Regions from separate parts of the Mus musculus genome. Here region 1 is linked to region 2. The links are chromatin contacts, found by Hi-C or POLR2A ChIA-PET in ENCODE. All regions are on one chromosome and are shown on one strand. Each heading gives the region's core, a stretch centred on a gene start or an enhancer-like site at or near the end of the contact. The rest is flanking DNA. Distances are from core to core; before and after follow the strand shown. Region 1 holds the start of Mrps22 (mitochondrial ribosomal protein S22). Region 2 holds the start of 4930579K19Rik (RIKEN cDNA 4930579K19 gene).

Evidence for each region. A loop is a pair of places that touch in the nucleus more often than their neighbours do. ChIA-PET counts read pairs that join two places held with the same protein, here RNA polymerase II (POLR2A).
Region 1: a loop to region 2 is called in a map of heart, with 8 times the contacts of the local background. The contact joins the promoter of Mrps22 here to the promoter of 4930579K19Rik in region 2. A Hi-C loop is called at or near these places in 7 of 37 maps with a recorded cell type or tissue (gastrocnemius and heart). POLR2A ChIA-PET finds 5 or more read pairs at or near these places in 3 of 5 experiments (Patski and embryonic stem cell).

Annotation. Positions count from the first base shown.
Region 1 is chr9:98,600,352-98,604,827 of GRCm38, forward strand. It overlaps Mrps22 (mitochondrial ribosomal protein S22), which reads right to left and starts at 1,328. Exons shown (of 8, transcript NM_025485.3): 1 at 1,122-1,328. The coding sequence starts at 1,293.
Region 2 is chr9:98,561,040-98,565,179 of GRCm38, forward strand. 4930579K19Rik (RIKEN cDNA 4930579K19 gene) reads right to left here and starts at 2,572. Exons shown (of 1, transcript NR_029444.1): 1 at 1,421-2,572. Copb2 (coatomer protein complex, subunit beta 2 (beta prime)) reads left to right here and starts at 2,692. Exons shown (of 22, transcript NM_015827.2): 1 at 2,692-2,784. The coding sequence starts at 2,782.

The sequences.
Region 1 (4,476 bases), core at 78-2,577, 38 kb after region 2:
GACACAAACACAAGTTGCCCAGAGGCAGAAGCTGATGCAGAGGCCATGGAGGGGTGCTGCTTACTGGTTTGCTCCCCCTGCTTTCTTATAGAATCCAGGACCACCACCAGCCCAGGCATTGCACTACCCACAATGGACTGGGCCCTCCCACCTCAAACACTAAGTAAGAAAATGTCCTACAGCTGGATCTTATGGAGGCATTTCTTTCCATTCAGATAACTCTGGCTTGTGTCAAGTTGACACAAAACTAACGAGAACGTTTCTTTGAAGACCAAACTCCTGTGTTTATTCTCATGGTCACCCACAAGCTCCAGTAACTATATACATGCTCAGCACTACACTGTCTTGAGACAAGCTCACGCACCTGCTCGACTCTAGTGATCGTTTTTTTACTCCAGTGCGCCTCAATTTGTATCTAACTGTATACTGACCCTGGAATAACAAAGACATCTCAACTTCAACACAAAACAAGCAAAATTCCGCCTCCTTTCCCGTTTTTTAATTTTCATTTTACCGAGTCATCAATCCAAACTCAAAAATCAACCACATAAACTGTTTCTACCATTAATGTTCTCTAGCTTGCCACGAGTCTCCATTCAACTGCTTACCATCAAAACCTGGACACTTACTTAGACATTATCAATCCTAACTCCAAAATACGTTCCCCCAAAATACCAGCGTTCAGTTTCTTCTCTATACCTCTGCTTATTATGGTGTCCTCTTGTTCTTTTAACCTTAGCATGGTTAGCCTGGTGGCAGCGTTGCCCGTATTTTCCCTGGGATTCATCCCTATGCGTCCAACATAGTTTGAAAGGCAGCTAAGTGCTTTCCGCCCCCCCCTCCCCCCATGCCCGACGTAGCCTGGATCACAGAACTCTGCCAATCGCCACTGGGATAACAGAGTCCAGGTCAACCCTACAGCATGCCCCAAGCTAATGTAGTGTAATGCTTTGCAAGGGGCGGCACGCAAGCACTAGTGACTGAATGAATGAATGAATGAGGACTTAGATAAGTTCTGCAAGGACGGACGGAAGCCGCACGCAGTCTGACAAGCCGCCTTCACTCGTTAGAGCAAGCTCTAAGTTTCCCGGGCGCTCAGCAGAGTTCTGGCGGTCACTCACCTGCCTCGGAGCTGAGCAGGCGGCGAGGCTGCCCCACCTCGAATGGCTGGGGCCGCGTCGCGAGCAGAGCATCGGGGTGGCGCTGGGCTGTGGCCCGAGTACAGACCCGCCGTGCTCGCCGAGAGCCCAATTGGAACCTCCACAGCGACAACGGTGTTCTGACTGCAGCCATGATTACCAGACGCTCTTTGCGCCGGAATCGATAGAGCAACTTCCGGCTCGAGAGGTTTTTGTGCAGCATTCTGGGAAATGTAGTCTGGGTGGAGGCAAGGCGCCGCGGAAGCGTTTTAAAACTACTAAAATCTTTGTGCAAGCAAGGCAAGCACTGTATGGAATGAGCTATATGCCCCGCCCCGCTTCCCTCTTAGAGACAGTCTCTGCAGTCTTGACCTCAAACCCGCTGCAATCCGCTTTCTGACCTCTGATTACAGATGTGGGAATGAACTTTTTAAAGAATTTTTTTAAAGTAATTTTGTTTGTGTGTGCATGCGCATGAACTTGTATGTGGAGGTCAGAGGATAGCCTGGGAGAGTCGCCGCTCTCTTTCGACCCAGAGATGGAACTCAGGTGAAACTTGGTAGCAGGTATCTTTACAACCTGAGCAGGAATCTCACCAGCCCATTTACTTTTGTTTGTTTGTTTATAGTATTAGCTTTATCATTTGTATACAAGACATATACCACATACACACACATGCATACACACATAATACATACATGTTAAGAGTACATACATTAAGAAACAAAATAGTCGGGCGTGGTGGCGCACACCTTTAATCCCAGCACTTGGGAGGCAGAGGCAGGCGGATTTCTGAGTTTGAGGCCAGCCTGGTCTACAGAGTGAGTTCCAGGACAGCCAGGGCTACACAGAGAAACCCTGTCTCGAAAAAAAAAAAAACAAAAAAAAAACCAAAAGAAACAAAATAAGGGCTTGGAATTTAGCTCAGCACTAGAGTACTTGCCCTAGGTTCGGGTCCTAACAACACATGGGCACGTGCAACATCCCACCAACTGCTTATTCACAAGTACGTGTTTGAGTCTCTCGATGTGTGTACAGGTTTTTTGTTTTGTTTTTGTATTTTTTTCCTCTGTGCTCCTTTTCTCTTTTCTTTTTGGTTTTATGGTTCTGAATAATGAATGTGTATTGCCCTCCTAGACCTCTTCCCCCACTTGCGGGTTTAAATCCAACTGTTTGCAGTTCTTTCAAACTTTTCAAACGCACCCCAAATGTTTGTTCTTCATTCTGAATCCATAACCACCAATCACCTTATACCTTCCCTTCATCGGCCCTTCTATAATTTCTGGTCATTCTCCTTATTATCTGCTTATTTTTCTCACCACATGAAGGCTATGCCTATACATTATTATAATTTTACCTAGTACTGTTTATGTGCAGAACAAATACTTGTTGAATGAAAGAATGGATGGGTGGATGGATGGATGGAAGGATGGATGGATTGGTAAATGGATGGATGCATAGATGGATGGATGGATGGATGGATGGATGGATGGATGGATGGATCAATGGATGGATGGATGGATGGATGGATGGATGGATGGATGGATGGATAGGTGGGTGGATGCATAGATGGATGGATGGATGGATGGATGGATGGATGGATGGATGGATTGGTGGATGGATGGATGGATGGATTGGTGGATGGATGGATGGATGGATGGATGGATGGATGGATGGATGGATTGGTGGATGTATGCATGGATGGATGGATGGATGGATGGATGGATGGATAGATAGGTGGATGGATGGATGGATGGATGGATGGATGGGTGGGTGGGTGGATGAATGGATGGACGGATGGATGAGTGGGCACATGATTTCATTATATTCTTTTCTAGGTGACTAGGGAGTGCAATTCTTTTCCTTCCATAGATTAGTCAGCTTAAGTAAGCACTTTGCCCTAGGCCTGGCAGAAGAAAGTTGTTGAACAAATATGTGTTTGAATTTGCTGGATAGAGAGAGACTTAACTCCTAACCTCACCTATTTTCTTCCCCATTCCCCATTGTGAAAATTCATTTAACAAAATGGAGTCACTCCTAGCTTATCCCATTGTAAAGGAGTCTCCTCTCCACAGGAGACACTATAGCTATGAACACTTACTGCAAGAGCTAAACCAATCCGTTGACAAAGGCTCCCCTGCCTTTAAGAATAGTTTTACTTAGTAACAAGTACCAGAGCTGCTGTGACCGTTAGACTGGCTTACACAGTCATTTCTGAGGCTTGTCAGCTTTCTAAAGCAAAAAAGTGCCCCCCCCCCCAAAAAAACCCTATCTCCCTTCATTTCAAAGTGATTGAGACTATCTTAGTAAAACCCACAACTTTTTCTTTGTCCACTGAACATATCAGGGATCACCCCAGTTTTATGTACTCATGCCCCTGTTTCTAATCTTAATCTTTGTTCCCAAATAATTGGTTTTTTGGAAATTCATGCCTGTGTTTCTGTTTGAGTTTTAAAAGGTTATTTGCGTATTTATTTGTTTGATTATTTGTATATGTGAGTTTATGTGGCTATCTGTGTGCTCTAATCTATTACCTTCTTCCTGTGCACTTTACATGGGGGTCTGTCTCTACACTCGGGGCTCATGCTTTCTTGGACAGCCTGGAAGCCTCAGGGACCCTCCTGTCTCCACCCTCTCTATCAATGCTGGGACACATGCATGGGATATCCACCTGGTTACATGAGTTCTGGGACCTGAGCTTTGGTCCTCATGCTTGTGCAGCAAGTTCCCTTAACTCCTGAGCCATCAAAGGTGACAGCATTATGGACTCTACTATTGCTATTTGAATGGGAGAAGATGACAGCCCTAGGCTTGGCCTTAATTCAGGTAGGGGCTACTATCCTGATCTCCCTCATCACTCTATGTAGTAAGAAGTACCAATAGTGGGAGACTGAATCGGAAATACATGCAGCAGGCTCCCACCTCAAGCATTTTCTCTCAGAAGCAACCCTAGTCTTTCTTCCCCATGGCTACTGATAAGAAGAGAGGCCAAAGAGCTTATTTTTACTATATCCTGGTGTTGCAGTTACCATTCTATTACTGTGAAGAGACTCCATGACCAAGGCAACTCTTATAAAAAGAAACTGTTTCGTTGGGGATTGCTTACAGTTTTAGAGGATTAGTCTTTGATTGCTATAGCAGGAAGCAGACAGACATGGGCTGGAGCAAGAGCGAGAGCTTCAAAGGCATGAGGCAGAAAGAAAGAGGCATATGTGGGCTTGGCATGGGCTTTTAAAACCTCAAAGCCCACCACCAGTGAGTGATACACCGCCTCTAACATGGCCACACCTCCTAATCCTTCTCAAACAGTTCCACTAGCTGGGGACCAAGCATCTAA
Region 2 (4,140 bases), core at 1,322-3,821:
AATGAATACTCTTTTCCACGCAAATGTGAAACATTCTGATCTGTAAAACATACCTTACCCTCTACGACTTGAGATCTGACTCGAAGTCTGTGTACTGAGGCTTGTTATCCTCTAACTAAGCTGGGCATTTTCTTCTGTTCTTGCTTTTCCCTAAGGTTAGTCATATTCTGCCCAGTATGCAATGTTTCCTGCCTAACTGATCTTTCCTCCTTATAGACTGTAGCCCTTCCAGGGGAGCAGCTAGCTGCTTCTTCATGCTATTTCTCTGCTAAGCTGATATATATGTATTCAACAACAACAAAAACAAACAAAACATCGTTTCCTTGAAGAATTTTCATTGTCGCAGCCTCTTAGAAGGAAGTGGAAATATGATGTGGACTAGTTAACTTTTTGTTAACTTGTCACAAGTTCAAGTCATCTGGGAATCTCAGTGGAGACAATCCCTCTATCAGACTGGCCTGGAGGCAAGTCTGGGTGTCTTTTCTTAATGATTGACATGTGTGGGCCCAGCCCACTGTTGGCTGTGCCACCCTGGGAACCCAGCAAACCATGGAGAACAAGCCAGAAAGCAGCACTTCTCTGTGGACTCTGCTCCTACTCTTCCCTCCCAGGTTCAAGCCTGGTCCTGTCTGCAGCTCCTGCCTTAGCTTTCCTCAGTTACCGACTGCATCTTCTAGGGTAAAAGAAAGCCTTTCCTCCCAGGCTGGTTTTGCTCAGTGTTTTATCACAGCCACTGAAGTCAAACTAGAACAGATGGGGGTGGGGCTGGGGTGTACACACGGTACTGCTAAATCGATGCTGGAAGGGATGCCCACTTGGGATGAAGCAGCCGTCCTAGAGATTGACCAGCTAAGACTTTAAGCTTGTTATCAATAGCAATCAACCCCTTGGGAAACCCTCTACCAATTTGCTAAGCTTGACCATAGTTCTTTTCTTCCCCAGAGCTATTTTCCCAACCTTCCACATGCCTCTAAGCCAGAGTAAACAAGAGATTTTGTTTTAAGCCCACAATTGAACACTTAAGAGTTATGTGTGTGTGTGTTTATGTATTTGATTATTTTCTTGAAATTTCTTACAATTAAAACCCAAGTCCAGAGTTTTAGAGGTATTCTCTTAAGATAGTACCTAGCATAACTTTTCATATAGCCGAAATTCAGTACATAAGTTTTAAAAGATTAAAAGAGAGAGAGAGAGTCTTGCAGAAACTGGTATTGAACTCGCAGATCTTCAAGGTTTGTGGTTACATGGGTACGCTATGGCCTGGCTAAGAGCTGATCATAGTCACTATTGCAGAACTTGATGTTGCTGACCTGCAGCAGCAAAAGATGGAGACACAAAATGAGCACGGCAGGTGGGGGCTTAACTCTCCAGCAGGTAAACTACAGGTGTTATATAGATTTAAGTATTATCAACAGGTTCTGTGGAATGGAGATGTTATTTTATTTTATATTTATTGATACTGTGTCAAATTAAAAATGCAAAGAGAATTAAGGAATCAAAAATAATAGAAGCCCAGCTATTCTCCACACTAGATATAGTTCACATTTTAAAAAGTTTCAACTAATTCTTGCAATTGGTTGCGCTACAGTATGCGATTATGTGATTATTCATGTCAATTATGTAAAAATCTCATTACTGAGAGAAAATTTGTTTTTACTGACAGAATAGTAAAAATGGATCTTTGAAAACTATCTGACTTTTTGTATATGAAAAACTGAGGCCTATAAATCTCCCAAGAGCCAGGCACTACCTAATGAAAACTCACCCTTACTTCTCTCAGGCTATACAATTCCTTTCTGGAAACCTAGGCTTTTCTCCAACTAGAGGTTTATAAGGAGCTAAGGGCAACTTCCATTTGTTTCATAGCATTATCTTTTTAAAAGGTGTGTGAAATCGATACACAATGTATTTGCACTTTTCCTGGCAATCATTTTTTTGAAATTCAACTAATTTATTAAAGAGCTATTTTGGCATAGCAGATAGAGCACTGGGCTTCCAGGGCGTATTCTCCCCTGAGCCCAGATCTTAACAACACTACTTACTATGCCATCTTGGCCAGTAAACCTGAGTTCTTTGAGTCTTACATTTCCAATCAATAAAACGGAGACGACTCCTACGTGATGTGGCAGTACCACCAACTGAAGGTACATAGCCAAACAAACGACCCGGTGGATGCTCTTTGAAGGGTAATCACCCGACTGCCTCCGGGAGCCTCCAGAACCAAGATCTCAGGGCTCCTCGGAGCCTCAAAGGCGGGAGCCGCGCCCACATCTTTTCCGCCTCGGTCGGTTTCACCCAAGACCCAGACACCGCTCTGGGCCCCGTTCCGGAGCCCGCTGGAGTACACAGTTTTAGAGCTTTCTTTTCTCTGCCAGAGGCTCACGCTGTTCGGATAGCGCTTCCGGGCCCCTCCACTGCTGCCGACGTTCAGCAGGAATCCAGCACTGCGCTCCATCTTCTTGCCTTTCTGAAACTGACCGAAGGTGAGCAGCCCAGACCGCCGCTAGTCACCGCCCAACTCTGGCCACAGCAATACACTCCATCAGCCAGCTCAGCAGCGGGAGACGCGGAAGTCCGCGTTACCTAGGAAACTGGGGCGGGACCATGCACGGACCGCCTTACGGAGGGTGTGCGCAGGCGCAGAGCCTGGCTCCGAGTACCGCGAGAGTCGCTTCCCGGAAGTTCCACGTCAGTGGGTTGGCCGGTCCACGGGTCGGTGGGTTCCTGAGTGTGTCGCCTTGAGCCTGTGACGGGCAGGGGCTCGCTCGGACAGTCGGAGCCATGGTAAGTCGGGCCTCAGGGGACAGAGAGTGGAGCCCACCGGCTGCGGCGGGTTCCCGGGGCTTCTTGGCTAGGAGCAGTAGCTAGAAGCGGTCTGCGCTGCTACTGCTGCGGCCTGACGGGGTCCTCCTGTCCCGTTGGCGTCCTGGGAGGAAGAAGGCCAGACCGGGAGGCTGCCGTGGTGACACAGTAGTGTAACTGGGTACCCGCGAAGGAGCGGCGCCCCCGACTCTCAGGGCGGTCAGGGCGCCTGTCAGTGCCCTTGCAGTCTGCACCGGGTCCGGTAGTGCAAGTAAATGCTAGAGTCAGGACTCGGATGCCAAAGGCAACTTTGACCAAGTCACTTTATTCTGTCATTGAGGGTGGTGCTTGCTAACCCACCTTCCAGGTTGCGTGAGGTGTTTGGTAGTGTGCAGGCACCACATTGCAAACTTAAGCAGAGGAAAACCAGAACTAAACAAAGTTAAATGTATATGGAGCCAGAGGTGAAATTTCAAATGCTATGGCAGCCCAGCTCGTCGTTTTCTAGTTGATGTTGATTGGGCCTTCTGTGCACACAGAGGATGACCTTTTTGGGGAAGGCCCTGAGATCTGCCTAACTTAGTTTTGAGACATATTTTTAATAGTCAATTAAAAATTGACTTTCCTTCTTCAATGTTTGTGAGTTCCATACCCACACATTGAACCAGCTTTCGGTGGAAGACATTTGAGGAAAACTGTTGTGTGAACATGTGCTGTCATAGTATACAACGACTCTTTACAACTTTGACCCCTGTATCGGTGTTCTAACTAATCTAGAGATGACCAGGAGTGATGGGTAAATTATAAGCACTTAAATAACTGAACGTGAGCGTTTTGATTTGGTGGAGGATACTGGAACCATGTGCAGAGATACTAAAAGATGGCTGTATTTTAAGTCTCGAGTAAAAAGTACAAAACATGACTTTATTTATTTGCTCACTCACCATAGGAGCATTTCACTGTCCTGCATTTTGCTAAACATTTACCAGCTGATTGTCACCGCAGCCTGTGGATAATTATGAGTAATGTTTATGGTGGTTACTATAAGCCGTGCTCTGCTCTAACTGAACTCTGATTTTAATTCTCAGAATGCTAAGAGAGATATTATTATTATCCCTGTTATACAAGTCAAACCTTGGGTGTTAATTAAACTTACTACCATGTGTCTGACATGAGCGCTGCAGCTGAGGCTTCTAGCAAGACTGTGGACCTCATCTATACTACCTGTTCCTCCCGTATTCCCAAATACATATGGTGTGGAGAGAAGGAGCTGGATAAGCACTGAGCCTGCCCTTCAGAAATAAACCACTCCACAAGCAAGAAGAGCTGTGTACGTGG